Linked DNA regions of Homo sapiens: all the other regions are linked to region 2. Evidence: chromatin loops called from intact Hi-C (ENCODE). Cell type or tissue: sigmoid colon. All regions are shown on one strand. Each heading gives the region's core, and the rest is flanking DNA. Links, peaks and the distances in the headings are about the cores only. Region 1 overlaps LINC02036 (long intergenic non-protein coding RNA 2036). Region 2 holds the start of LINC00887 (long intergenic non-protein coding RNA 887). Region 3 overlaps OPA1 (OPA1 mitochondrial dynamin like GTPase). Region 4 has its middle 63 kb from the start of LINC02038.

Evidence for each region. Peaks named below come from ENCODE experiments on the same cell type or tissue, not always from the same donor. Only the 100,000 strongest peaks of a DNase experiment are listed, where the experiment ranks them.
Region 1: a loop joins it to region 2, with 4 times the contacts of the local background. A loop is called at or near these places in 9 of 110 quality-filtered maps.
Region 3: it touches region 2 in a loop (5-fold over the local background); 58 of 110 quality-filtered maps call a loop at or near these places.
Region 4: it touches region 2 in a loop (8-fold over the local background); 109 of 110 quality-filtered maps call a loop at or near these places.

Annotation. Positions count from the first base shown.
Region 1 is chr3:194,203,281-194,210,698 of GRCh38, reverse strand. It overlaps LINC02036 (long intergenic non-protein coding RNA 2036), which reads left to right. Exons shown (of 3, transcript NR_125403.1): 2 at 5,733-5,880; 3 at 7,020-7,418. Among named protein-coding and RNA genes, the nearest start is that of LINC02037, 41 kb to the left of the region's middle. RefSeq lists an enhancer at 4,665-4,959 and a silencer at 6,382-6,611. In sigmoid colon, for the core only: no CTCF peak of the experiment used is centred there; a DNase peak (open chromatin) is centred at 4,148; H3K4me3 peaks cover 576 bases; H3K27me3 peaks cover 1,204 bases.
Region 2 is chr3:194,312,206-194,319,623 of GRCh38, reverse strand. It overlaps LINC00887 (long intergenic non-protein coding RNA 887), which reads left to right and starts at 6,820. Exons shown (of 3, transcript NR_024480.1): 1 at 6,820-7,023. RefSeq lists enhancers at 3,651-3,700, 3,566-4,066 and a silencer at 3,771-4,110. In sigmoid colon, for the core only: a CTCF peak has its summit at 3,787 (motif pointing right); DNase peaks (open chromatin) are centred at 3,873, 4,630, 5,353 and 5,893; H3K4me3 peaks cover 991 bases; H3K27ac peaks cover 386 bases.
Region 3 is chr3:193,663,980-193,671,397 of GRCh38, reverse strand. It overlaps OPA1 (OPA1 mitochondrial dynamin like GTPase), which reads right to left. Exons shown (of 31, transcript NM_130837.3): 27 at 6,402-6,518; 28 at 5,009-5,102; 29 at 4,118-4,228. It overlaps LOC102724808 (a long non-coding RNA gene), which reads left to right. Exons shown (of 5, transcript XR_924835.3): 3 at 504-590; 4 at 2,354-2,478. Among named protein-coding and RNA genes, the nearest start is that of OPA1-AS1, 40 kb to the right of the region's middle. In sigmoid colon, for the core only: no CTCF peak of the experiment used is centred there; no DNase peak of the experiment used is centred there.
Region 4 is chr3:193,777,740-193,785,157 of GRCh38, reverse strand. No RefSeq gene overlaps it. Among named protein-coding and RNA genes, the nearest start is that of LINC02038, 63 kb to the left of the region's middle. RefSeq lists silencers at 3,644-3,938, 4,191-4,250. In sigmoid colon, for the core only: a CTCF peak has its summit at 4,206 (motif pointing left); a DNase peak (open chromatin) is centred at 4,107; H3K27ac peaks cover 257 bases.

The sequences.
Region 1 (7,418 bases), core at 1,512-6,511, 110 kb after region 2:
ATTGAAAATGACACGAGAAGGAACGAGAGAGCAAGGATGATCCATAGCTCCCTGCCCTTTCATTCAGCCTCATCATAAGCCAAAGGTACAGAGGGCTGGGAAATGTGTGTGTATTACCAAGAGAAATGAAAACAGCGGGGTTAGTTTTGTATAGCACTTTCACTGTTCTGGTAAGAATATATATATATACATGTATACACACATACATACATACATATATAGGCTACAAAATAAAAATTCTGCAATTTTGGTGATTCTGCGTAGGAGTTAAATGTTCTTATATTTGCATTTAAAACTGGCACTATTCAAATTAAAGAGGAATTGTAAAACTCATGCTAATAATTTAAAATGTGAATTTTTCTTTACTTAGGAAGACACTAAATAGTAAATAAAATCCACAAATTATATAGCTAACCCTGTTTCTGGCAGAAGACCTATTGAAATGCGTATCATATGTTTGAAAAAAATTCTGTGATCACAGATCTTACAATCAGCCCTAAAAGAGCTACTGTGTCAATGCCGTCCTCGAGTTTTCTTGGGTTCTGTGTGGGACCATCACATGGCGCTATGTTGCTCTTTGGGCAAAGGGTGGTGGGTGGAGATCACAGTGGCCCTATTAGCTATGTGATCATGGACAAGCCTCTGCCTTCTCAATCTGCAGCAGGGAGGTAGCATATATCTTGTCATTTATCAGGATTTCCTGTAAAAGTACGCATATAAAGGTGTTTTGGAAAATGTAAAATGTTGTGTATGTATCAAGTATAATTTTTATTACTATTAAAAAACTACAAAGCAGGAACCATGAACATTGCTGTCTTTATTCCCTCTGATTTGTAAATTCCTGCCAAGTTTGCATAAATCCAAATTCATTTTTTTCTTTTAAACAAATTTGTCAACAACCATTTGGATGGTAATATGAAAATTCAATATATTCACAACTTTCTTTCACTTTGCAGTAATATACATCAGTGTTTTTAAAGGCTATAGGGATGAAGTTTTACTCTAAAGTTGTTTATACAGTTTTCTATGATTAAACAGTTGTCAAACCTGTGTATAGAAAAAATGATAGGCCAGGAGCAGTGGCTCATACTTGTAATCCCAGTACTTTGGGAGGCCGAGGTGGGTGGATCACTTGAGGTCAGGAGTTCAAGACCAGCCTGGCCAACATGGTGAAACCCGGTCTCTGCTTAAAGAAATAAAAAAAAATTAGCCAGGCATGGTGGTGCACGCCTGTAGTCCCAGCTACTCAGGAGGCTGAAGTGGGAGAATCACTTGAACTCAGGAGGTGGAGGTTGCAGTGAGCTGAGATCGTGGCACTGCACTCCAGCCTGGGCAATAGAACGAGACTCCATCTCAAAAAAATAAATAAAATAAAAGCCTAACAAATAGAAAAATAAACAACCTGATATAGAAGATGAGTGAGTCCTAATAACATAAGGCCCTATCATAACACGGTCTACTGTTTTTATCATAAAGTTTAGACAACTTCTGGATTAAAAATGTGTCTCTCCAAATGTAACAGCTGCTCACAGGCAAAGTCTGATTAACCTGCTGAGACTACAGGGAATCTGCTAATCTTATCCCTGCAAAGCTAATATCATAAATAAATAGGTCTCTATTATGTAATAAGAACCTGTAATAAATGAGGGACTGACATCATATAATATGAATTGTAGTGGGAGGCAAACGTGTTTTCCCTGTGACTTTGAGACAGTGATTTATCTTTGCTTGGGTCTCTGTTTCTCCATCTGTACTTGGGATGGAGTGAACCGTGACCTCTAAAGGGCCTCCCAGCACCAGCATTCTGTGTTCTGATGGCTTTGATTTGACTTGGAAGCTTTAGTGCCACCTGAAGTCAGATGATAAGGACACATGAGCACACCTGGCAGAGACAGGTTCTGTGTCCCAAGGTGATGCAGCAGATCTGGGGTTTGGAATACCTGTTCCAAATCCAAATCCAACCTCTCCGTTGTCCTTATATCCTCTTTGCTAAAGGGGACTCATTATTCCAGAGTGGGAGGCTCTGTCCCTCTTTCCCCATGGTTCAGATGGGTGGCCTTCACGTTCTCTCTGTGGTTGTCTAGCCATCTCCCCACCATGTCAGCACCAGCCCAGAGCCAGCACAGCAGGTGACTCCCAAGTGTTTGTTGAAGACTGACTTATGGTTTCATAATTTATTACTTTTTAAATTTCTCCTTCTAGACTTGCAAGCACTTTATTTATTTATTTATTTATTTATTTATTTATTTATTTAAGACGGAGTCTTGCTCTGTCACCCAGGCTGGAGTGCAATGGCGCAATCTCAGCTCACTGCCACCTCTGCCTCCCGGGTTCAAGTGATTCTTTGGCTTCAGCCTCTCGAGTAGCTGGGATTACAGGCATGCACCACCATGCCCGGCTAATTTTTGTATTTTTAGTAGAGATGGGGTTTTACCTTGTTGGCCAGACTGGTCTCAAACTCCTGACCTCAGGTAATCCACCTGCCTCGGCCTCCCAAAATGCTGGGATTACAAGCGTGAGCCACCGCACCTGGCAGCAAGCACTTTAAAGACAGGTCCCTCATCAAATTCATCTCTCTCAGCCTATGGCCCCTTGTCTACCCACAAGGCCCAGCCCATAGTGGGAGCTCAGTAGATGGGAATACACATATTTTGAGTAAGCTGGAATGATGCCAATACCCATTTTGCTAAGATGGATATTCTTGCTCATGAAGAATCCCAGGCCGCCCTAGATCAATCTCAGTATATGCCCCCTGCCCATCAGTGAGAGGAACGAGGATGCAACTTGTGCTGTCTGGGGAAGGTGAGGACAATAGCTAGAAACTGTCAAGTCCCAGAAACTCTTCTCAGTCTTGGCTGAAGACAACACCTTTCATGACCTCAGGCTTTTCTTGCTTTGCAGTCTTGTTTAAAATGGCATTTGGGCCTCGGCGTGGTGGCTCACGCCTGTAATCCCAGCCCTTTTGGGAGGCCGAGGTGGGTAGATCACGAGGTCAGGAGATCAAGACCATCCTGGCCAACATGGTGAAACCCCATCTCTTCTAAAAATACAAAAAATTAGCTTGGTGTGGTGGCGGGCGCCTGTAGTCCCAGCTACTCGGGAGGCTGAGGCAGGGGAATAGCTTGAACCTGGGAGGTGGAGGTTGCAGTGAGCCAAGATCGCACCACTGCACTCCAGCCTGGTGACAGAGCAAGACTTGGTCAAAAAAAAAAAAAAAAGGCATTTGGAATATACCCTAATCCTATGACTTAGAAATGAAAAGTATTATGAGACTGTTCATAACAGCTATATTCATAATATCCTCAAACTGGAAACAACTTAAATACACATCAGCAGGAGAATGGGTGGACAAACTGTGTTATAGCCCTCCTAGGGAATACTACTCAGCAACAAAAATGAGCAAACAACATGGATGAATCTCAAGAGCGTCCTCTAAATAAAAGGAACCAGACACAAAAGAGTACATACTGTATTATCCCATTTAAATGTAGTTCTAAAAACAGACAAAACTAATTGAGAGTGATAGAAATCAGAACAGCGATTGCCAGCTAGGGACAGTGGCTCATGCCTGGAATCTCAGCACTTTGGAAGGCTGAGGTGGGAGGATTGCTTAAGGCCAGTAGTTAGAGACCGCATCCCTACAAAAAATAGCAACAAACTAGTTGGTGTGGTGGTGCACACCTATAGTCCTAGCTACTTGGGAGGCTGAGGCAGGAGGATCACTTGACCCCAGGAATTCCAGGTTGCAGTTAGCTATGATCCTGATATTGCACTTCAGCCTGGGGAACAGAGTGAGAATCCATCTCTTAAAAAAAAAAAAAAAAGAACAATAATTGCCTAGGAGGTGGAGTGGGATGTGATGGGCTGACTGGAAAGAAGGCACAAGGGAACTTTCAGGGGTGGTAGAAATTTTCTATATCTTGACTGGGGTGGTGGATACAAAACTTACTGTATGTTAAATTAACCCTCACATTTTAAAAACTCACGTTATTTGGAGCTGAGGTTTACCAGCCTCTCAATGGCCGGCTGTCTCCTGGATCAGACACCAGGAGAGGCAGCTGTGATTTGTGCAGCTGTGGCCACGCTACTGATTTCCTCACATCCGCAGGGGCGGCCCCAGCACGTGGCCCATTTTTCATCCAGTCACTTTGCTGGCACTTGGCGAACGCCTGTCTCTCCCTGGGCTCTGTCCCGGGACCCACAGCAAACTCTCATCCTTCTTCCCGTTGGCACTTCTTCAGCTCCCAAGTCCTCTCTGTGTTTTCTCTTCTCCAGGCAAATCCCTGGGTTTTCCATCCATGCTTCACTGGATGCAGTTTCCAAACCCTTCTTCCTTGTAGTTTCTCTCCCCTGGATATGCTCCAGCTGCCCAGGGCCCATTTCAAGAATTTCTTGAACACTTTTGCTGATGAACTTGACTTCTGCCTTCAAAGCGATTTTAACGAGAGGAGGTAGACTGTGAGCCTTTGTCTAGCCCATCAGTTTACATTTTATTTTTTCAAATAGCGAAGAGACATGAAAATGTGGTGGGAATTCCACAAAGGCCCCTGCAAATGACTGACATACATTTAGGCAGACAATGTCTTTGTGCAGTTCCCGGGGCTGATGCATTAATAGATATAATTTGTAGGCTCCCAAGGAGAGGTTAAAGAGGAGAGCACAGGTTCCTTTGAGTCGAGTTGGTGCTCCCGTGTCATCTGTCCCCAGACTTAATCAAGTTATCATATCAACCCAGTGTTTCCTGGACCCCAGCTCTCTGTCTGAATGAGGAAAAAATTTGCAGACAAATTTCTAGCAGCAGGAAGTTGGTGCTCTCCTGCAAGGCTGGATAAAAACTACGTGTAACCTCTCAAGGCCTCCCTCCCGCTCCTGCTGGGAGTTCAGTTCAAGTGGTTCCCTTATTTGATTACGCCTCTCAGGCCTTCTCTGGTGTAGGTATCCAATCCACTGCTGTGCCCACCGGCTCCCCACGAGGCAGCAAACATTAGAGTCACTCTTTTGTGAAATTATGGGGAGGCTGAGTGGGCCAAGCACTTGTGTGTGTGTGTGCATATGTGTGTGCATGTACGCCTGTGTGTGAGGAGACACACAGATGTGTATAAAGAGAGGAATGCCGTCTGTTAGCAACTGTGGCATTGATTTATAATCACTTCCTGTAGTCACAGAATGACTGAGTGGCGTCTTTCAATTCTCACGATTAAAAAAAAAAAGAGATGGTGAAAAAAAATCCTAAGTGCTAAATATCTATGTATTATGTATTATTATTCTTAAGAGCTTGCAAAAGCCTTATAACATGTATGATTTACAATTAATGGGCCTAATTCTTCCAATACAGATTTCTTCCTTCCATGACTATATAATTCAAGTTATACTGCTAAATATTTTATAATGAGAGTACAAATTATGATGGCCTTTGTAACTGTTTTCATGGGAGCATTTATTATTGGGCTGATGTTGATGGGTTAGTAGATTTGTGCATATCCGTCTCTCTTATCCATTGCTTTATGAGTGGACAAGAAGTGTGGGAATGCGTGCTGTGAACATGTGGTCACTCTAGACTTTTCTCAAAAATATAAAAGACATACATTTATTTCCCTGCACAATCACACACACAAAAAAGAAAGAAATAAAGAAAAGGTAAAAAATCTTTGCAAGGCAATGTTTTGTATTCATTTTCAGGCAATGTCAACGTAATCGAGGAAAATAATAGCCACATCTTTTTTCATCTGCAGGTGCGGAAGACCTACTTAAAACCTGAGAGTCTCGAATAGGAGAGGCGCTTTCAGATCAGCCCGAGTCTTCTGCAGCGCACAGGAGCTAGTCGTACTGAAAAGAATGAAGTTGGACTTGTCCAGGCGAGTTTCGGACAGTGCTGGGCTGGTAAGAAACGGAGTTACCATTCATCTATTCATTCCCAGAAAAAAAGGGAAATACACCCTCCCGAACTCAAGATGCCCATTGATTTATCCCCTTTAGCTGGCAAGACACTCAAGCCCCAATGTCTTCGGGCTCATAAGCGTTTTTATTGAGAGAAGAGCGTCCCTCCCAGGTTCCCACAGGGGCTTGGAAGTCAGGGGAGCCGGGAGGGGCGGCGGGGGCCGGGGCAAGAAGCGGGACGGCTTTTATTTTGCGCCATAAAGGGCTGCACAGTGTCTGCTGGAATCTCAGCAGTTAAAGAGACCCCTCTGCACAAAGGGGCGCTCCGGCCGTAATCGGGAAATAAATTTGATTTTCTGAATTCTTTGGCAGCTGGTGACAAAGGGCCAGGTAGCGCCGCGGCGGGGGTGATCCTTGCAGAAGGCGGCGCGCGGCGGGGCGTGCGCGCCGGAGGGACAAAGGCGGCCGCGCCGCCGCGCCACAAAGGCAGGCCCGGGCCAGGGGGCTCCGCGCCGCGGATCATCTACCCCCGGGGCCGGGTCGGCTGCTGTGGGCGGCGTGGGGCAGAGACACGCCCGCGCCGGAGTCCCCGAGCCTCCGAGACCCCGGGCCCGGGCCGCGTCTCGGGCTTTCCCCGCCCGGTCGTCGGCTCCAGCGCCGCCCCCGCGGCTGCCTTCGCTGCTGCCCTCGCTGTCAGGGACCGAGGCCAGGAGACCGCCTGGCACTTCGCCCTGTCCCAAACCTGGGACTCCAGGGGCCTCCTGCTGGGGCCGCGAGCATCAGACTTTCAGAGCTGAAATCACTTCATCAAGAAATGCCAGTTAACCCTTGCCCAGTTCAGCCTCTTGCTGGGGTTTTGGAGGGGTCACCAGGGATGCCCCTGGGAAGTTTACCCAAATCCCCCTGGCTCAATGAACCGAGACTGCCCCCTTGCCTTTGTTCATCAGGTTATATTTTGTCATTTAATGCGTCTTACATGCCTGTCCTTTAAGTTCTTCTTCGGCAGAGGTGGATCGTCCTTTAATGACAAAGCAGGTGTTGGGGGGACGGGTACCCGGGAGGAAATGACGCCACCTACTAAGTCTCTAAGGGCAGGAATTCATCATTCAAAAGCACTAAGCGCTGCTCTCCTCACTCCCCAGCCCTGCTCTGATCTCCTGGGTGTCTTCACCTCCTCTGGTTCCTAAGTCGGCTGCTGCACCAGCACCCATCAAACTCTCCTGGAAGAGGAAGTGACAGCTCACCGGTAGCCTAGAAGGCCCCTGTGGGCAGAAGCATGGACTTACTCCTCCTCATGGAGATGCGGCTGAGCCATATTTCCTTGGCACCTCTCTGGAACCTTCGACAACCACCACCTCAGACACTAACCAGACTTTAGGTCCATTCCTTTCATGGCTAAAATGAGACAGTCCACAATGTTGATTTTATTTGTAGGGGATGTCAGGATTCCAGAAAAGCAGACTTGGAAAGCAACAAAACGTTAACTTGCAGCTCACTGAGGCCCTTACACTTGTTCTGGGCACCTCTGTATGTTAAAAGAA
Region 2 (7,418 bases), core at 1,288-6,287:
AATTTCCCAGTCTCAGGCATTTTTAATAGCAATGCACAAACGGACTAACACAGAAAATTGGTATAGTGAATAGAGTATCGCCATAAAAATACCTAAAGATGTGGAACTGAGTAACGGGCAGAGGGTGGAAGAGACTGGAGAGCTCAGAAGAAGACAGGAAGATGAGGGAACGTCTGGAACATCTATGGTTGTGACAAAAATGCTGATAGAGATATGGACAGTGAAGTCCAAGCTGACAAAGTCTCAGATGGAAATGAGAAAGTTATTGGGAGCTGAAGCAAAGATCACCTGTGTTATTCCCTAGCAAAGAGCCTGGATGGATTGTGTTCATGTCCTAGGGGTTTGTGGAAGGTTGAACTTATTTGGTGGCAGCTGGCAGAAGAAATTTCTAAGTATCAAGAAGTGACGTGGCTGCTTCTAACAGCCTACGATCAGATATGGGTGTAAAGAAATGACTTAAAGTTGGAACTTATACATGAAAGGAAGCAGGGCATAAAAGTTCGTAGCCTAGCCATGCAGCAGGGAAAGAAGAAGCATTTTCAGGAGCGGAATCCAAGCAGCCAGTGTAGCAATCATTTGCTAGAGACATTAGCATGACTAAAAGGGAGCCAAATGCTAATATCCAATACAATGGGGAAAAGTTCTCAAAGGCATTTCAGAGGTCTTGGAGATAGCTCTTCCCATCTCATGCTCAGGGGCCTAGGAGGAAAGAATGGGTTCAGGGGCCAGGTATGGGGCACTGTTGTCCAGTTCAGCCTCAGGACACTGCTTGCCACATCTCTGCTGGCTCAAAAGACCCCAGGCCCAGGTACAGCTCCAGTTGCTGCTTTGGAGAACGCAAGCTGCCATAAGCCTTGGCAGTTTCCACTTGGTGTTAAGCCTGCAGGCACACAGAATGTAAGTGTGAAGGAGGCTTGGCAACTTCCACCTAAATTTCAGAGGATGAATCAGCAAGCCTAAGGTGGCTGCCCAGGCAGAAGCCTGCTGCAGGGGTGGAGCCCCCACCAGAGAAACTCTACTAGGGCAGTGTGGAGGGGAAATGGGGGTTGGATCCCCCACACAGACCCCCCACCAGGACACTGCCTAGTGGAGCTGTGGGAAGGTGGCTGATGTCCTCCAGACCCCAGAATGATAGAGCCACTGACAGCTTGCATACTGAGCATGGAAAAGCCACAGGCACTCAACTCCAACCCATGAGAGCAGCCACAGGGCTAGACCCAGAAAAGCCACAGGGGCAGTGCTGCTCAAGGCCTTGGGGGCCCATCCCTTGAACCAGTGCACCCAGGATGCAGGACATGGGATCAAGGATCATTTTGGAGCTTTAAGGTTTAATGACTGCCCCAATGGGTTTCAGACTTGGGTGGGTCTGGTAGCCCCTTCCTTTGGGTCAATTTCTCCCTTTTAGAATGGGAATATCTACCCAATGCCTGTGCCACCATTGTATCTTGGAAGTAAATAACTTGTTTTGATTTTACAGGCATATAGGTGGAAGGAACATGCCTTGGGTCTCAGATGAGACTTGGACTTTTGGATTAATTCTGGAACAAGTTAAGACTTAGGGGGACTATTGCAAAGGCATGATTGTATTTTGAAATGTGAAAAAGACATGATATTTGGGTCCTGGGCGGGGAATAACGTGGTTTGGATATTTGTCCCCTTCGATTATCATGTTGAAAGGTGATTCCCATTTTGGGGGTGGGGCCTGGTAGGAGGTGAGTGGATCATGGGGGAAGGCCCCTCGTGAATGGTTAAGCACACCCCTTGGTGATAAGTGAGTTCTTGGTCAGTTAGTTCATGTGAGATCTGGTTGTTTAAAAGAGTCTGGGACCTCCCCCAACCCCTTGCTCCTACTCTTGCCATGTGATGTGCCTGCTCCCCTTTTGCCTTCCACCTTTCACCATGAGTGGAAGCTTCCCAAGGTTCTTACCAGGACCAGATGCTGACGCCATGCTTCTTGAACAGTCTGCAGAATTGTGAGCCAATTAAACCTTGTTTCCTTATAAATTACCAGCCTCAGGCATTTCCTTATAGCAATGCACAAATATACTAACACAATGGCCATAGACAGCGCTTACCATTAGCTCATTTAACTTGTCTACGAGGGCAGCACAACTTGGGGTCCACATACTCATGCCCAACTTCATTGGCCATTCAACTCCAGCCAAGTAACAGGACGAAAAGACAGAAACCCACCATAAGCTGCGGCTGAAGGTGGCCATCCAGCCCACTGTTGGGACAGAATGCTTAGTGTGTACAGATTTGCTTCGGTGTCCCTAAGATAGGCTTCTGACCTGTCTATTTTCCCTGAGAATTCAGAATAATCATGAACAAGATGGGAGTATGAATCTCAGCATGGAGGCCCAGTGGCTGACACCTAGCTTTCAAACCTAAACATCTTGCACAGGTTTCCTTGTACCATGTTCTCTGATGCGATGTCCTGTGTCTCTGCTCACTGCTTCAGTGCCCTCCCAAGCAGCCGGGATGGAGCCCGGGCCGCCACAGCCCCCCTGGAGTGCGTGCCGCCTGATAGGTGGATCAAGAGCAGAACTCACATGCTGCCTCCTGGGGAGGAAGGGGGTTGTTTATGACCATATGAGCTTTGAGGTACCCAGGATGACAGGCCACCCTAGAACCCAGGGAGCTTGGGCAAGTTCATCCCCTTCTCTGGGCCTCAGTTTCCCTCATCTGTCCTGCAAAAGAATTGGATCAGATAATCTGGGACATTCTATCCAGCTCTCTGATCCAGAGATCAGGTTTGGGGCCGGGTGGGGGATGTGAAGTGGTCTTCCAAGCTGTCAACATAGCCTGATTGTGTAAGGCCTGCACAAATGGTGTTTAGAGCAATACTTTCAAACCTTAATGTTGGGTGAATCACCTGCGTCTAGAGAAAATGAAGATTCTAGCAGGAGAGAGTGGAAGAGTGGTTACCAGAGGCTGGGAGCAGGGTTGGATGGGGAAAGATTGGTCAACAAGTACAAAGTTGCAGCGAGGAGGAAGTTCTTGTGTTCTATGGCACAGCAAGGTGACTGTGGTTAACAGTACCGTATTGTACATTGCAAAGTAGGTAGAAAAGATTTACAATTTCTTTAGCAAAGATGAGATGATGGATAGGCTAAATACCTTGATTTGATTTTTACACAATGCATACATGTATCAAAACATCACATTGTACCCCAGAAATACGTACAATTATGGGTCAATAAAAAGCAAAATAAAATATGTAGATTCTCTCTCAATGGTTCTGAGGCGGGGTCTCTAAACCTGCATTTCTAACAAGCTCCCTGGTGATCCCGCGGTGCCGGCTGAGTCGGTGCCTTGATTAGGAGGGTTTGGCACTAGGTCTCCAGGTGTGATCCCGGAGCGGCAGCATCGGCATCACCTGGGAACCTTGTAAGAGCGAGTAGGGCCAAGCTACAGAAGTATTGGGTCAGAAACTCTGGGGTAGCGCCCAGCAATATGTGATGTAACAAGCCCTCCAGGCGACTCCCATGAGCTCAATTCTGAGAACCACTGCTTTAAGACAACAGCTTCTAAACTGGGCGGTGCATAGGAAGCACCGAGAGAGTTTTTAAAAATACTGGGGCCTGGGGCCCGCTTGTCGGGGTTCTAATGTAATCGGAATAGGTGCCTCCCGGGCATCGGGATTTTTACAGTCTCCCCAAGTGATTCTAATGTGAAGTCAATGAGCCTTAGGGCGGACAGAAGATGAGGGCTGCGGGGCTCCCAGGCTGCGAGCCTGCGATTCTTCTGACGGCGCTTTCCGGACGACGGCCACTAGGGCGCGCTGTGGCACCGCTGGGAGGCCGGCTGCGGTTCAGCCTCCTCTCGCCAGCGGCTGGAGGAGCTCCGGGCTGGGAGGCGGCGCGAAGCCCCGGGGGTCGGAGCCTCCGGGAGCGGCTTCTGGCCCAGGCCGGCCCGCCCCCGTGCATCGGCACCTAATTAATGCTGGCCGCGGCCTCGCCGCGCTTGACGTCAGTGATGTGCTCCGTGCTGGGGAGACGCGGCCTTTGCAGCCGCTCGGCACAGGTTGCTTCACCCTGGCCAGCCCTGCTGCCCGCCCCCTCCAGGCAGAACGCCGGGCTCACCTCTGGGACCGAGCCCTTGCTCATGCTGCTCTGATGACACTCACGCGAGAGTTTCTCCCCCATTTCCACCCGGCAGGACACCAGTTTCCTTTTCCATCTTCCCTGGCTGTTCTCTGCCCCTCCCCTGCCTTTTCAGAACACGGAGGGTCCCGGAAAATCCCACAGGCCTGGGGCTTTGCCAAGTCAGCCGCAAGAACCACCTCTCACCTTTCCCTTTCTGGGTCTCTCCTCTGCTCAGTTCCTTTCCTGTTCCTGCTCCTCCTTTTTCTCTCATCTGAGCCGTGTGGATCAGATACTTCCTGCCTATGCGTTCTCATGCACAGAAGTGGAAGAGATGGGATGGTGAAGGGGGGATTGCCTTCTTTAGCAGCACAGATAGGACTGCGTTTGTAAGGAGCGTTTTGTATGTTGGGGGTGACGAGGTTGCTGATGAAACTCTAGTGTTCTGTCCCCCACAGCCACATTACTCCCTTTAAGCAGCGATGGGAGTTGATTCTGGAGAGGAGAACTCAGCCGAGTAGAGCAACGCTGTCTTGTCTAGCTGCCCCAGCTGGCTGGAAGGGTCTTCCATGGCTGGAGGAGTTTCCCCAACCAGGACGCCAGAACTGTCTTTTTTTTTTTTTTTTTTTTTTTGAGACAGGGTCTTGCTCTGTCACCCAGGCTGGAAGTGCAGTGGCGTGACCGCAGCTCACTGCATCCTTGACCTCCCAGGCTCAAGCGATTGTCCCACCTCAGCCTCCTGAGAGGCTGGAATTACAGGCATGCGCCACCACGCCCAGCTAATTTTTTTTTATTTTTTGTAGAGACGGAGTCCCACTGTGTAGCCCAGGCTGGTCTCAAGCAATCCTCCTGCTTTGGCTTCCCAAAATGCTGGGATTACAGGTGTGAACCACCCCGTGCCTGGCCCAGAGCTGTCTTTATCATAAATGTTCCACGCCATATTTCATCTCTGCCCATCCCCTTATCCCCATTCCCAAACCTCCAATCTGATATTTGTGTGAGATTTCATTTGGAGGAAGGCCATGTACATAATGGTTTGGATGATGCCTGATAGCCTCCCTGGCTTTGCCAGCCCATAATTCTAAGATGGGAAGAGATGTTGCTGGGGAGAAGAGGCGGAGGCTTCTCTTCTGATTCCTGCCTGGAGCCCTGACTGCAAGGGTTGCTCCTGGCTTCCCCCATTTGAACCCCACCCCTGGCTGGCCAGTGAGGGGAGCATTCCCTACAGCCCCAGGGAGGGAGAGGCTGCCAGCGGCCAGACAGGGCATTGGGCAGATGGCACAGAGCCAGCCCAGCCAGGTGGGGAAATTGAGACCCAGAGAGGGTAAGGGACTTGCTCAAGGTCACACAACCAGACCCTGGCAGATCCCTTTCCACGCTAATTCCTCAGAAGCTCCTGCTGGGGTCTCTAGTGGGATACTTTGGACAGCCCTGTGGGAGTGGCGGCTGGGTTCCACCGGGAGTGGGGTTACTTTGAAGAACAGTAGTCTCTCCTTGAATCCAGATGAGCAGATACGGTTCCAGGGCTCAGCCTGACCCTGAGGCTGTCACAGCTGGGGCAGGGGCTGAGGGTGGAAACTGCCTCTAAGAGCTCAGAGGGCGTTTAGCCTGCCAGGCACAGAGCCTCCACCGGGGACAGAAAGCCAGGAAAAAGGTGTGGGACGTCAGTACGAATCCTGCTCCTTCCATCGTAGACTCTGAAAGTAAAGGTCCAAGCTTTGAATTGGATCTCAGCTGGGGCTGGGGGCTGGCCAAGAAGATTGGGGTGGCCACACATTTGGGCAAGTTTCCCTACTGCCTCCGCAATGCGCCTGGCCAGGGCCCAACTGGAAATCAGAGACCCATGAAACATCAGCTCAGGGAGCATCAGGGATGCATGCTCGTGCTTCAAGAGGAAGAAACCCCGAGAGGAGGCTGGGAGAGAGACTGGTCCAAGGTCACTGGACAGTGAGTGGTGGAGCTGGAGCTTGGACGTGGGCTCTGGACTCTGGATTGTGTGTCCCCGCCACTGTCCTGACATCCATGTGGACAGATGCCCTGATCCCCCTCTGCAGGGGCTGTTCTCTTTTCCTCTCTTTGGGGTGTATAATGTGTTTGTCTTTGTGTGTGTGTGTGTGTGTGTGTGTGTGTGTGTGTGTGTGTGTGTGTAGACATTTTTTATTTTGTCTCTTTACCTCCAAATCCTATCTGCTTCATAAAACTCAGAGAAAAAGTCTATAAGCTCAGTCACCCATTCCAGGATCGCTGTCAGGAAATCCTCGTTCCCATCTCACCCGCATCCCCCACGCTGGAGCTTAAGTCCTTCCAGGTGGGGCTGGCAAGAGTCTGCGGGACTTACTCCAAGAGCCCCGGGGAAGCGGGCTGGGCTGTTTGGGGAGGAATGCTCACCCGGCAGTGTGCAGGCCTGGCAGGGCTGCCTCTAAACCCAAATTGCAGTCCCCAAGCACGTGCGCTTGCTCTGCCTGAGATCTCCAATGATGCTGCTTTGGCGGGAGTACTGATTCTAGCCAGTGATTTATCATCTGTTTACTCAGAGAAACTGCTTGTTCATTTCTGCTGGTGGGAAGGGAAGGAGGGAGGGAGGGAGGTGAACGTGTGTCCTGTGAGCTGCAGAGGTAGCCGGCAGGGATGACTTATACACTCCCCTCGATGGGTGACCTCCATTCACTCTTCCTCCCCGCCTCTCCGCCTGATGAGAAACAGAATGTGCTCCCTCCCCCCTGGGAGGCTTCAGATTCATTTTCTGCTCAGACACCGTTGCTTGCAAAATTCCACCCAGAAGATAAGGGAGGGAGTATCGCTGCAGCGTCCTGCTCTGTGCCTGGTTATATTACTGGATCCTTGTGTTGCAGCCCTAAGATAGAAGGATTGTCTCCATTTCACAGATGAGAGAGAACTGATGCGCAGGAGGCTGAAATTGTCTGAAGTCACACAGCAGGTGGGTAGAGCTGGGACCCAACCCCCGTCAGGCTGGTGCCAACTTCATGCTCTTGGAGCAGTGTTTCTCCAAGTGTGCATCTCGAACCACCTGCATTAATTATAGTTACTTCTTCCTTCAGTCTCTGTTGTTTTCAACAGGGAGTTACTGACCTAGGCATGGCTCCAGGCTCATGGGATTCAGCAATGAGGAAGACAGGTCCTGGCCAAAGGAGGCCAAGAACAAACAAGTATAAGCAATAAGTCAGCCGGGTGCTGTGGCTCATGCTTGTAATCCCAACACTTTGGGAGTCTGAGGTGGAAGGATCACTTGAGCCCAGGAGTTCGAGACCAGCCTGGGCAACATGGTGAAACCACATCTCTACCAAAATATACAAAAATTAGCTGAGTGTGGTG
Region 3 (7,418 bases), core at 932-5,931, 650 kb after region 2:
GATTACAGGCCAGTTATTTTGCAGACTGTGCTCTAACTTGGGTTTGTCTCATGTATTGTTATGACTGAATTTAAGTTCTACATCTTTGGTAAGAAGTACTTCAGGAGTCTTCTTGCATTTTAGAGTCTTCTTGCATATGGTTTTGATTTGACCATTACTGATAATATTAACTCTGACCACTTGCTTAAAGTGATGATTGCCAGGCTTCATCCACTGTAAAGTTACTCTTTTCCCTCTTTTAATTAGTACATATTTTCTGTGAACATATTTTGCGTGATGACATAAACATCCCTTTTTGCATCATGGTTTTATTCCCTTATTTATATAATTACCAATGTATGGATTCCTATTTCATTCAATGAGTTACAATTTGTTACTGTCATTATTTTGGGGCCCAAATTGTCCCCAGCCTGGCCAGTTGGAGCCTCCTTCAGAGGGTTTCTGTGACCTGCTGACATCTCCTCATCATCTTTCAAGCACTCCCTTCCTTTCTACACCCACAGGCTCATCCTGTCCTTTCCCTGCTCCAGCTATGGAATCTACCATATCTCCAAAGAATCCTGGAAGAGCCTCTCCTGAGACAAAATCATGTGAGCTCCTTTTTCATTTCTTCAATCTTCCTAACTCTAGCTTTATGGTTTCATTTCAATAGTGAACACAGTATATCTTCTCCAGGATGTGAAAGAAAAATGTACTACTACTACTTATGTACTCATCTTAAAGGGCAGTCAGGGCTGGGCATGGTGGCTCATGCCTATAATTCCAGCACTTTGGGAGGCCGAGGCGGGCGGATCATGAGGTCAGGAGATCGAGACCATCCTGGCTAACATGGGGAAACCCCGTCTCTACTAAAAATACAAAAAATAAGCCAGGCATGGTGGCGGGCGCCTGTAGCCCCAGCTACTCGGGAGGCAGAGGTGGGAGAACCACCTTGCAGTGAGCCGAGATCGTGCCACTGCACTCTAGCCTGGGCGACACAGCGAGACTCCATCTCAAAAAAAAAAAAAAAGGTGGGGGGGAAGTCTCCAAGGTAAGGAAATGATTTAAAATCGTACAAGCTTAAAACTGGCAAAAATATGAATGCATCAACATTTTAACACTCTATACAATATTCTGTAACAGGCTGAAACTGTAGTAAAAATTTGATTGCCTCCCTTTCTCCAAATCCAATCAACCAACACACTATGTTCTAATTGAACAGGCTATACTAGAAACTTTGATCCTTATAATACATTAATAACTTAAATTTGGAAAGTTTTCTGGCTGAAGTATCCATGACCCTATTCCCAAGTGTCAGACCAAAGATAAACAGTAACGAAAAGGCACTCTCCAGACTCTTTTCCAACTAATGAACAAAGTCATGGCTCATCTCCTTGAGGGTGACTGATGCAGCTGAGTTACTGGCAAAACCCTTGCTTCCAAGGACATTATTTGGTACATTAACACCATTATAATTTTATATGTACAAAAGTAGTAAATCATTTCAAGGGAGTTATATGACTGCTTTCTCAGGAAAACCAGCAGTAGAACATAGAACTTGGCTTGACAGTGTACATATCTGAGTTAGTAATCCACTTCCTTTAAATAATCAAATTGGGAGCGGAGAGTAATGGGGTTGCAAAGCCTCTACTAAAAACATAAGAAAAGATACTTATGATTTTCCAATCACTTAAAAATGTGTTATGCTGGTAAAATTCATTGAATTGTTTCACTGTCTTGATAATTATATCACGAGGGATATAAAAGAAATATATTTGTATACACTGTGACAATGATATACCACTTCCTGTAACGGTACTAATTTAGCATGAAATTATGAACCAGGGACTTGCAAATGTTTGCGGAAGTAATTCTAACAATCCTGAGAAATAACCACTATAATAGTCATTTTACAAATAAAGAAGCTAAGGCTCTGGGAGATTCCCTGCCGAAGATGACACAGCTAGTAGTAAATGGCAATTCAGATTTGAGCACTAATCTTCTACGTTAGCACAAACTTAACTACATTGCCAAGGTGGCATGAGAAAAACCAAAAGTGACAGAAAATGAAAATAAAAGTTAAAATGAGATATGTCTCGAAAGAAGAATATTTAAAGGAAGAAAGAAAAGGAAAGGAGAAAGCAATGCAGAACTTAGATTATTACTAGAGGGAGAGAATGGGGCCGCAAGCGCTGATGGCAAGGGGTGAGCATGCTGCGCAGGCACAGGGTGTAACACAGAAGAGCCCTGCCTGGCTTCTTCAGGATAACCCTATGGATTGTACTGTAATCCTACAACTCAGCTTAGAAGGCACTTTTAAATTTGCAGAACTTCTTTCTAATTTATTAACGATATCTGCTTTTTTTCCTTTTAGATATCAGAAAACTAATAAGACAGGAAATTTAAGTACACGTTGAAAGAAAAAGATACTTTGTTACACGAAGCTGAAGTCAGTGAAACTTGTAACAAGGCAGGCTCAAACAGAGGTACCAACTACAGGTATTTTATTTTTATTTAATAACAATAATGTTTCACTGATTTCCTTGAGTTCTCAAAGATCTAAGTAAATTTTAGTATGCAATCCTATCTTAAAGCTAGGAACCTACAAGAAACAACCAAATATCAACCCCAAACAGTGACAAAGTGATTATTAGTAGGGCCAAGCTAGGGGGGTGGGAAGGGGAAGCCATGGTAGCCTACTGCAGGTGTTAATGCCTGACCTGGGTTACAATGGGTTCACATGGGGCTGTTGGTAGCCTGGTCCAGTACTGAGGAGAGTATCTGTGCAGGAGGGTGGCCTGGTGCAGGCTGGCGAAGCACAGGCAGGGTAAAGAGGGTATCTCCACAAAGGCATGGTCTGGCTTCAGGTGAGGAAGGAATCTGTCTGGGGTCGGGCAGAGGCTAGCGGGTGGGAAGGATGAGATGGAGAGGCACCTGGCACAAAGCGTCAGAGCAGAGCTCAGTAAAAGGGACTCCATGACGAAGAGCAACCTGGCACGGATGTCAGAGCCCAGACAAGGTAAAAGAAGTGTCAATGCTGGGTGCGGCGCCATGTGGTGGCCTGGTGTGTAGTGTTGAGTCCGAGCTGGGGAAAAAGAACATTTCTGCAATGGAAAAGGACATATCTTCATTCAAGTTGGGTTACGTATAGGAGGACTGACCAAAATATGAAAATATATTAAGGATACTAGAAGCCCGTTTTCTATCAGGAAAGCAAGTGACAAATATCGAAAGGGAGAACACTAGAACAAACCTTGTAATGCTGGATTAAAATGGGAAGTATCAGCATCAACTCACAGTTTTTAATAAATAAATATACACATGATTTAGGAATACAGATGTCAGTGTGTGTATATTCACCTGCACACACACAAACATTCACAACACTTAGTTCCTAGCTCTTTCCACTGAGAAACCAGGGAACAGTGATATTCCAATAACAGCATATATAATTTCTAGGTCTCCATTTCTAAACACCATTCTTCAAAAAAAGGAAGCTGGGTCAGGTATTGAGCCTGGAACATCTTGTTATATGGAGGGATAATACTGGGACAACGGGTGAAACTTGAAAGGGGTCTGAGAATTAGATATTGTAATTTATCAATGTTCGGTTGCTATGAGAAAATCTGTTTCTAAGAACTATACATGAACCTACTTGGAAGTGATAGGACTTAAGGTCAGCAACTTACTCTCAAATACTTCAGAGAAGAAAAAAATTCCTTGTAACTTTTTTTTTTTTTTTTTTTTTGAGACAGAATCTCGCCCTGTCGCTCAGGCTGGAGTGCAGTGGCAGGATCTTGGCTCACCGCAAGCTCCGCCTCCCGGGTTCACACCATTCTCCTGCCTCAGCCTCCCAAGTAGCTGGGACTATAGGCACCCACCACCACACCTGGCTAAGTTTTTTGTATTTTTAGTAGAGACGGGGTTTCACTGTGTTAGCCAGGATGGTCTTGATCTTCTGACCTTGTTTTCCACCCATCTTGGCCTCCCAAAGTGCTGGGATTACAAGCGTGAGCCACCGTGCTCAGCCCAGTTCCTTGTAACTTTTCTGTAAGTTTGAGATTAAATGGATCAACAAACAAATGGAAATGGGAAAGGTGGAAAGGTAGTAAGGTAGAGGGCAGTAAGAACTACTCACTGAGGTCTTCCGCCAGTTGAACGCGTTTACCAGTAAGCAATTTAATCTTCTTCTCACCATCTTCAGCAAAATCTTCCAATACCTCTTTAACATTTTTCTCTAATCGCCTAACTGTTTAAAGAAAGTTAAAAAACCTGAGGAGCATCGTTTTTATAAATGAATAAAGATGATAAAATTAACCTATATATATGGAGAGTAAATTTTTTATCATGTTAGAACTATTGCTAATACTTTTCATAGTCATAGAAAATCTCTGTTATACAGTAGTTTTATCAGCATGAAACCTATATAGTCTCAGAGAATGTCATATTCTTAAGCTATACACTTTAATGGAAGTGCAGATTTCCCAAAAAACTAAGTGATACCTAGGAGTCCATTCCCAACAGAGTTTCATGCAATGAAAATAAACTCCTGGTATGTTTTATCACCCATCTTTTCCAATTATGATTTATTTTAAAAGCAAATAATAATTTTTGTCTTTTTTTTTTAAAGAGACAAGGTCTTACTCTGTCACCTAGGCTAGAGTGCAGTAGTATGATCATAGCTCATTGTAGCCTCAAAATCCTAGGGCTCAAGTGATCCTCCCATCTCAGCCTCCCAAGTAGCTAGAACTACAGATGTGTGCCACCATGCCCGGCTAATTTATTTTATTGTTTGTAGAGATAGAGTCTCACAATGTTGCCCAGGCTGGTCTCAAACTACAGGCCTCAAGCGGTTTTCCTGCCTCGGCCTCTCAACATGCTGAGATTACAGGCATGAGCTACCACACCTGGCCAGTTTTTCTAATAAATCTACTTTTGGGAAGTATTTTGGCATCCTTCTATTAAATATGGATATTACCACTATTATTTTTTAATGTCAAAATAAGACTGCAGTCCCTATGTGGCTTACCTTCAGTATTTGTAAGTTGTTGCCTTAAAGTATTTGCGGTGATAGCAAGCATGCGCTGTATACGCCAAAACAAGACCACATCATTGCATTCCAACTGAAATATTAAGTAACTAAGATTACCAGATGCAAAGTTAAAATGAAAACTATCATCGTAAACACATACAACTACTAGAACCAGTAGATATGTCCTAAGCTTAAAAAGTACTCAGATTTACCTAATGCATATACTGTAGATATAAGCTACAGAATCCTTTCTGTACGGAGCCATGAAATTCTGCATAATTTGGCTTATATCTGTCTGACACCTAGATAGCTTTGTTTCAATTCTAATGACAAAGTAAATAAGCTTGAGTAGTAGCAAATTACATTACATTGTATGTAAGTTGAAATTCACAGCATATACCCTCCATTTATATTTAGTTTCAGCTAACCATGTTTATCTTAAATACGTCCTTAGGTTAACCTCTTTTCTTTGAGTCTGTACTCAAGCCATTTTTAAAATTCAGCTGTGTGAAAATAAAGTGATGTATTTAAAAAGAAGCTTATTCTACAGAAGGCAGTTTCTACAGAAGTTTCTTCTTTCTACAGAAGTTTCTATAGAAAGAAGTTCACTCTACAATTAAAATTATGCAAAAAAAACTTGCCACTTTTAATTAGGTGCATTTAAATATAAATTTATGTTCATCTACTGAAAACAAAAGAACAGCATGTTAGAAGTCTCAATTAAATAAGATTGTTGATTAACTGAGCTTTATCAAAAGGATATTTAAAAGCATTTTTGCTTGTAAGAAAATGCTGAAAATATATCAGACTGCTGCCACCTAGGGGTTACTTTAAATTATGAATCATTTTAATACAAGAACTTTATGATTATTTAAAACAAGATTTAGTGATATGAAGAAATAATTATGACACCTGAAAAAAGCATGATAAAAACTGTTTTGCAGGATGATTTCCATTATGCAAATGGATGGTTATGTTACACACACAGATACACACACACTTTCTCTTTCCCTCTCTGTCTCTCTCCCTATGTACAGAAAAAGTTGAAAAGAAATACATAAAAATGTTAACTAAAATTCTTACAGGTCAGGGAATAAGGGACTATTTCCTGTTATTTATTTATTTTTTTTACTATTTATATTCACACTTTTTTTTACTATTTATATTCACATATTCTTATAAGCATTGGGGATAATATGCACGTATCACGAACAAAGTGGCAAATATCTTTGAAAATATAAGAGTTAGATTATTCTTTATAAATTACACATACTTTTTTTCCCCAGATGATCAAAGGACTTAAAATTAATGCTTAAGCTAAAGTTTACTTTTAAGCATATTTTGACAACTGTTGCTTAAAAATACTTCTCTTTGTTTTTGGAAACCTTACCTCAGAATCTACAAAATGCCTTTGGTAGTAATAAAAACCTCTTCGACAAAGGTTACAATGGTTTAGAGCTGTTTTTAAAAAATGTCTTCTATAAACTTGATGCCAAGTATCCTTAATCTAAAATGAGAAAAAAGAAAGCCCAGAGTTACTGTATATTCTTCATGTTGATCAACCACACTGAGAAGTTGTACAAAAATTATATTTACCAAAAAAGTTAATTAAAAGCAAAAGCAAGGTTATTCTTTACATAGTTATTCAAATTTTTTTATTCACTTACTTTTTTTAAGGCAAAGATTAGATTTACTACTACTCTGACCCATTACCAGTTTATGTACTTAAAAATTAGCAATGATTTAAACAAATGCTGTTACTATAATCAAATAATCATCTTGTGGAGTAGACAGGGTAGGTATTACCTTCCCCTAGTTAGAGGTGAGGAAACCAATGCAGAAAGAGGTTGAAAGCCTTATCTAAAAACAGAGTTAGAACTTAAGATGGTCTCAGATCATGTCTAGCAACTCAACATTTCCTTTCTGTTTATAAAATTTTACTGCTACCATACCAATATGATCCCTACCACTTTATTACTAGATACTCTGAGTGTCCAATATTCTTTAATACCCTCTGTCCTTTTTTGAGCAAAACAATAATAATGTTAACTAGAAAAACATCAACCCCTTTTGACAGATGAGGTAAGTGAGGTCAGAAAAGTGGTATCAATTATTAAAGGACATATTATTAGCTAATATAATGGAAATACACTAGAATTCACATGTCCTGATATCTAGTCCATGCAATATTCTTCTCGTGGTACTTTGCTACTTATTTTATAGCTTTGCAAAGTGCACTGAACAAACTGTCACTTAAAAAACCTGAGGTTTTCTTGGTCTTAGAAACTAATTAAGACATACAGTCAATTCATTGCCTAAGACATGAGCAAAAAGTTTAAAAAAAAAATCACGTAACATCTCTTCTATACCACTCTGAAGAGAAAATCCCTCCTACTGTATTCACCAA
Region 4 (7,418 bases), core at 1,620-6,619, 530 kb after region 2:
GAGAAATAATCAGCTTCAATTTGTGAAGAACCATTTATCATGAATGCTCTGAAACCATGTCTGTTTTAGATCTTTTCTCCAGCATAATTCAGTGATTGCACATATATCATCGAAGCTTCCTAGACTCCTGGGCTCAGCAGATGGCCCCCCAGAGGCCAGCTTTTCCATTTCTCATAGTATACTTAGGCAAAGACAGAGTGTCATTTTAGCACTTTCCTAGTTGGTATTTTTAAAAATATATTTTTGTACTGTTTAATGCTAGGTATTTAATACCTGGGAGTACTTAAAACCCTAATGGCAAGTTGAATTATCACTGCTTTGCAGCCATGGAAGCTAAAAGAAAGCTTAGAAAAAAATGATTTGGTGCATGTGTCATCTTCAGTTCAAGGTGGAAGGAGAAACCTGAGTCCTTTGACCGTATCATATTGACAGCGTGACTTCTTCCTAGCGCATCTGAGTATATTGAAGTTATTATTTAGAAAACTCAGCCAAGTCTCTCTGTTCTCAGATGCTCAACTCTAATGCCTCCAAAGCACAAAATCAGAGTAGCTCAAATAGGGCAGCAGCTTAGTTTGGATAAATCATGTCAGTCCCTGGATGATTACTGTCCTTATAAAGTAGGGGTCACACCCCCCAAAGAGCAGTGCAAAATCTCTTGGAAAATGTACATGGGAGATGCAAAAAAGAATGCATCTGCAGTCATCTCTTTATATCTATGTGGAGATTATCTGTTTAACAAGCATTAAATGAGAGGTTCATCTCTTTTTTTTTTTTTTTTTTTTGACAGAGTCTCATTCTACAGTCCAGGAATGCAGTGGTGTGATCACAGCTTGCTGCAACCTCTACCTCCTGGGCCAAAGTTGTCCTCCCATCTCAATCTCCTGAGTAGCTGGGACTGCAAGCACACAGTACTAGGTCTGTTTTTTTGTTTTTTTGTTTCTTTGTAGAGATAAGGTCTCACTGTATTGCCCAGGCTTGTCTTGAACCCCCGGGTTCAAGCTCTCTGTGTGTCTCAGCCTCCCAAAGTGCTGGTATTACAGGTGTGAGCCACCATGCCCAGCCTGCATTGTGTTTTGTCTTGGGTTCACAGTGTAGGGTTCACATTCGGACCACTGGTGCAGAAGAGGGTAAATTTAAACCCCTTCAAGTCACAAACTTGCAGGTATACGTGCTAAGTGAATAAAAGGAGGGAGTTCAAGTGGCTCACAACTATAATCCCAGCACTTCGGGAAGCCGAGGTGAAAGATCGCTTAAGGCCAGGAATTCAAGATAGCCTGGGCAACATCTCAAGATCCAATCTCTACAAAAAATCTAAAAAACTTTTTAAAGGTGAGGGCAGTGGTAAACAGTATAATACACTGATTTTGTATTTAAAAAGGAAAAAGGAATAGGGATACACATATACCTACTTATTTGCATTGTATCCATGATGACTACATCTGAAGGAATGCACCAGAAGCTGGAAACATTGTTCCTAGAAGTGGAAGATGGGTGATGGGAGGAAGGAGTAGGAGGGAGGATTTCTACTTTATATCGTTGGTACCATTTTAAACTTTAAACCATGAGAACGTATTACCTATTCACCAAAGAATCAATACAATTTGATGTAAAACATCATGCAACCTGTTCCATGGCAGGGTCAGTGGCTCCAGGTCCTGGGAGTAGGAGAGCAGTAGGTTGGAAAGGGTTGTTTTAGAACCTGTCTCAGCCAGCCTGGCTGAGAGTTGTGACATCCTTTGACCTCAGACTGTGCTCCTCCTGCTACCCAGAGTGTGGCCAGGAGTCACAAGCTCATGTTATTTCTTCAAGCAAATGATGATGTACATCGGTTGCTGGCTGGCATATCGTGCTTTCCCAGCAAAGCAACAAGAATGCTTATGTCCCTGTCTGGGATCTCACTGAAGAGGGTTGCAGACCAAACAGAGGGAACCCCAGAAGCTGGTCATGATGGGCTGGGAAAGTATGTGCTGTAAGGGAGGTCTGAAGCCGGGAGACCAGAGGGCTCGAGGAGCCAGGAGCCGTGTTTCCAGCCATCTGAAGGGAAACCAGAAGACAGGCTAGATGAGAGCTGGGTGGACCTGTGTCCTGGGCAACCTGCAGACTTCCCAGAGCCCCTTTCCTCATCCGCAACATGGGACAGTAATATCCACAGCAAAGGTCTCTCTGGAGTTTTCTGGTTTACGACTTAATGCATGCAAGATGTCTAGCACTTACTAGGCACCCTGCAGAGGTTTCTGAGTCCCATCCCCACCCCTAATCATTCCTGTCAAACCACTAAATTTGTTCAGAGTGGCCCCAGTGTGTGAAAGCTGCAGGAAAAGAGACTTGGGCTCCTATTAGAAAAGACTTTCCTATAGACAGAACCATTCAAAGGTGGAGCAATTCTGTTCTGATGGGCATTTTTCAGGTAACAGTGCTTTATTGGAAGAAACTCAAGGCTCTTTTTTCTGGGTCTCTAAACTCATGACAAACGAAGTAGGATCAAAGACCCCTGGGCCCCATCTCAGACATGGCCCTTCGTGGCCCCTTCCACCTCACTCGCCTCTCCATTCCTGTCCCTCCTCCAGCCAGCCTGTGCAGCTCCCAGAAAGGCTCAATTAAGAAGGCATTTCCAGACCTCGCTGCGGCTGGCACCACCACATTTTTTGCATTCTCTGCCTCTGCGGCTCCTGGAGGCATGAGGTGTGTATCTGCCTGTGTGTGTGTCTCTTATCTACCTCAGGAGAAAAGGACACGAGTCTTGTGACTCAGCCTAAGAGCAATTTCCTCCTTTGACTTCACATTTCCAATTGGAGGGACCCTGGGTTCCAGCGATAACCGTGAGAGTGTCTTCTTAGAGCGAATGTCCTTAATTGTGCTCTGACTTTCCAGGGCTTCTGAGCAGGTGCTGTTGGGAGTCCTTGAGAACTCCAGAATAAGTGAGGTCTGATCCATGCTCCAAACGCAACTACAGTCAAATAGAGGGGATACACACTTATGTTCGGTGTAACTCTCACACCAAACGAACCATGACAAATGCCACAGGGAGCTAAGTGCCATAAAGAATGATTGTAAATGTTAGATATAATAATGGCAAGTGGTTATGTTAAAGGGAAAGCAGTCCTTCTCAGTCAGAGATGCATGCAGATGTCTAGGTTGTTTTAAAATACTCTAGGGAAAGCCAGGCCCGGTGGCTCATGCCTGTAATCCCAGCACTTTGAAAGTCCAAAGCAGGCGGATCACCTGAGGTCAGGAGTTCGAGACCAGCCTGGCAAACATGGAGAAACCCTGTCTCTACTAAAAATACAAAAATTAACTAGGCAGGGTGGCGGGAGCCTGTAATCCCAGCTACTCAGGAGGCTGAGACAGGAGAATCACTTGAATCTGGGAGGTGGAGGTTGCTGTGAGCCAAGTTCACACCACTGTACTCCAGCCTGGGCGGCAGAGCAAGACTCTATCTCAAAATAAATAAATAAATAAGTAACGCTAGGGAAAAACATCTTAAGTGTTTTGGGGTGAGATGATATGATGTCTGGGGTTTGATTTAAAACATTCCAGAAAAAAGGTTGGAGAATAGATGAACAATTTGGCAAAACATTGATAATTGTCATTATTAAAGCTGGGCGTGGGTATAAGAGAGTTTGTTATATCATATTCTCTATTTTTGTATATGCTTGGAAAATTCCAGAATAAAAAGTTAAAAGGAAATGAATGGTTAATGCTGACAGGAGGTGTGTGGGTCAGGGACAGCTTCACACAGTAGGTGAGGTTGAAACTGGGCTTAGAAGATGAGTCAGAGATTGGAAGTGGGAGGGATAGACATGATTTGGAAGCTCTTGTTGGCTTTATTTTTTGTCTGTAAATCCTTCTGTTCTCCTGGGTTTTCATAGCAGTGAAAGCATTTCCCCCTCCAGGGTGTGACCTGCCCTTGTTTCAGACACCCCTTTGGATGGGGCCTCTCAGTGAGGCCTTCTTTGGCTGGCAGAGCTGGAGCTGTCGTGGCCCTGACCAGGTCTGCAGCCCCCACCCCGCTTCCTTCCTCCTCTCTCCCCCTCCATGCCCCGTCTGGGGAAAATTATCCCAGCTCCAAGTAGTAAATTTAAGGCCTTGGCAGCCCTCCCACAGATGACTCCCAAATTATCCCATTCCAAGGGTGGGAGTGGGGAGGCCAGAAGTTCAGGCCCGAGGCATTCACCCAGTCGTTTGAGAGCTCCGGGCGCCATCTGCTGACGGCACCCGGAGCTCCAGCTTGGAATGAAGGCAGGGGGTGTGCTGGAATTCACCAACTCCAGAACAAGGCCGGTCTCAGATCTCTGAGAATGAAGGGGATGCACTGTTTGACAGACACCAGGCAGAAAAGGCGAAGAAAGAGGACGTGTGTGCGTGTGCCTATGTGTGTGCCCGAGTCTGCGTTTGTGGATTTATGCATTTTATGCATGGCGACTGGCTGCTGGGCTGGGGGTGTTTTGGAGGGTGTGTTGGGATGGTCTGCATGCTTCTGTCATTGTTCCTTAGGGTGAGTATGTGGGCCGTCTCCAGAGTAAAAAGACAGTAAATAAGAGGTAATCAGACCCAGCTGTATCCCTCCGAGGGAAGTCTCCAGATGTCCTCCCATCGTTAATCCTCAGCCCAAACATGGGTGATAGGTGACTCGGTTGATTGCATTTTCAGCTGGGGAAAATGAGGCATGTGGCATAACCAGAGCCCTTAGTGAGAAGACTGGCTTCACCACAAGCATCAAATAACCTGGAGGCAAAGACCCTGGAGGTCATTGAGTTCAACCTTCTTACTTTGCAGAGAAGGAAGCATGAGTTCAATGAAGGGGAAAGCAAAAGAGATCCTATTAGATTATCCTTCAAGTCCTTCTCAGCCATGAGTTCTGATGGGCAATTCCGCAACTCACCAAGCCCAATATTTGTGCCAGGAGGGTCCTGGGCAGCTGCTCTCCTGCCTTGCCCCATCTCTGCTTTACCTCTTCTCTATTTTCTCTCCTGAAAGAATTTCCTGGCCCATAAATCCTGAGAGATTTATTATTTCCTGAGGCATCCCTTAGTTGGAAAATGTAGCTTTACAGTCGCCGACTCAGGACCACACTGGGGTCCCAGCTGTTAGCGTGGGAGCACAATTTCTCCTGCATGGTAGTGGGGAGGACGCCAGCCTTCCACCCATCGCAGAGGGGCCACCAACATCACTAGTTACATTTCCTGGCTTCTAACTAAAGCTGCTGAAACACCAGCTCAGAAGTTTCTCTCAGCAAGTTGTAAGAGCAGCCACAAAGTCTAAGAAGAACCAAAGAGCTTGGTTTCTCTCCTCGCCAGCTGGAAGCAGGGGACCTGGGATCTTCCTGTCATCACGATTATTTCTTCTCTCTAAAATGACTGCTTCTGACTCTAGTCTTTTCCCCTCCAATGTGAAAAAAAAAAAATTCCTAAAGCACAGCTCACCTCAAAATCCTGCAGGCAACACCTCCTTTTTTCATATAGGATAAGTCCAGATACTTTTATGGGTTCTTCAAGCACCTCAAACCATGACCCCACATCCCTCCAACACCTTCTCTTCATATTTTCCTATGTGCACTGAGTTCCGGCCACACTGGCCCCTTACCTGTTTCTAGTTCCACCCCCAAGGCCGTTCTGCATCTGCATTGACCATACTGTCACTCACAGCTCCCTCAACCTCAAATGCTCCTTTCTCTGTCTCTAAATGTTGAGATCCCATTTCCCAAAGACCTATCTCAAATGCCATCCTTTCCTGGAAGCCTTTAGGGACCTCCTCCCTCCAAACTAAACAATCCCTGTTGAGTCTGCTGGTGTTGTATTCGGCTTGTACCTTTTCACATTCTTCTAGGCTGCCTTATTTTACAGCTCCTTCTTCCCATTGACTATTCCCCCACTCAGATTCTGAGACCCTGGAGTGCAGCGGCAGTGTCTACAGCATCTTCCTCTTTCCTTTCATCACCCTCCTTCCTCCCAAAGATCCAGCAGTGAGGACAGTTCCCAGCAATGAGGACATTCTCAGGGGATAGTGGTAGAATTGAATTTCCAAGTAATTTATAAGCGATATTCACGTAATCTAATATTTTGACTTTTCCAATCTCTGCTCTCCTCCCTTAGGGCAAATTAACCCAGAAGAGTACTTCAGAGAACACAGACAAACTGCCGTGCAGTGAAGAGAATGTGGCAGGAAGCCCTGGTATTCTAGAAGAAGCTCTGCCCACTCCAGACAGGATCCGCACGCCTAGTGCCATGTCTATCTCCAAGGAGATCACATTCTAGAGCCAAGGACCGCCACTGAGAAGAAAGTAACGTGAGCCGTCAGAATGCATACCTGGAGCGCTCCAGGAAGGAAATCTCAGCCCCGGCATCCTCCATGGTCACACGGAGAGGGCGGGTGTCCTTGTAGCTTTGGCCCTGAGATGGGAGCTAGAGCTGGACACAGGGTTCTAGTCCTGGCTTTGCTGTAAACAGCTCCCAGACCTGGAGCAAGTGCCTTACCTGTCTGTGTAATGTGGGAGCTGATGTGGATCATCTTTAAGCCCTCTGCAAGATGGACACGCTGGGATCATAATAAGGACACATGCCAGTCAGGCCAGGTTCTTCATTTGAAAACCTTTATACATTTTTTTCTCTTCAGCCTTAATAAAATTAACTCACCTAGCATTGTATATATGTCAAGCAGTTTTGATCATCCAAATTTTTTATTGTTGGCTGACCTCTAGCCAACAATTCATTTATTTTCTGACCTTTTAAGATGTTTCGTAGCTGCCATTTCATGTATCTGAAAAATGAGATGTGAAAAGAATACACATATTTAAGAACAAAATTTTGTTTCTTTTAAATAATTTTAATATTTTTTTCTAAGAATGATACACATTCATTTTAAGTAAATTTCCAAGAATGATACACACTTGTATTTTTTCTAAGAATGATACACCTTCATTTTCTGTATTGGAAATACAGAAAATTATAAAAAAGACAAATATCTCCTAAAACCCTACTACCTAAAGATAGATATTAACAGTTTGGTGTAGATCCCCTCAGATCTCTTTCTAGGCATATTTTTTGGATATATTTTTGCAAAACTATTATCCTGTGTGAAGTCTTGTTTAAAAGCCCTGGATTTTTGCAAAACAAAATATTACGAATGTCTTTCCATGACTATACTATTCTATGGTGTTATTTTTAATGGTTTCATAGGATTGTGTCATATAGATATACTATATTTTATTTAACCAGTCTTTTGTAATCTCATAAATACCTTATTTTCATGTGTACATCTAATTATCTTCTTGGGTTATGTTCCTAAAAATAGATTTGCCCAAAGCGATAGACTTTCTCTTTCACGCAGTCTGCCCCTGGCATTCTCAGCACGTTGAATGATGGAATGTCAAAACCGGAAGGGACCTTAGACATGAGATTTACAGATTGTTTAACAGATGG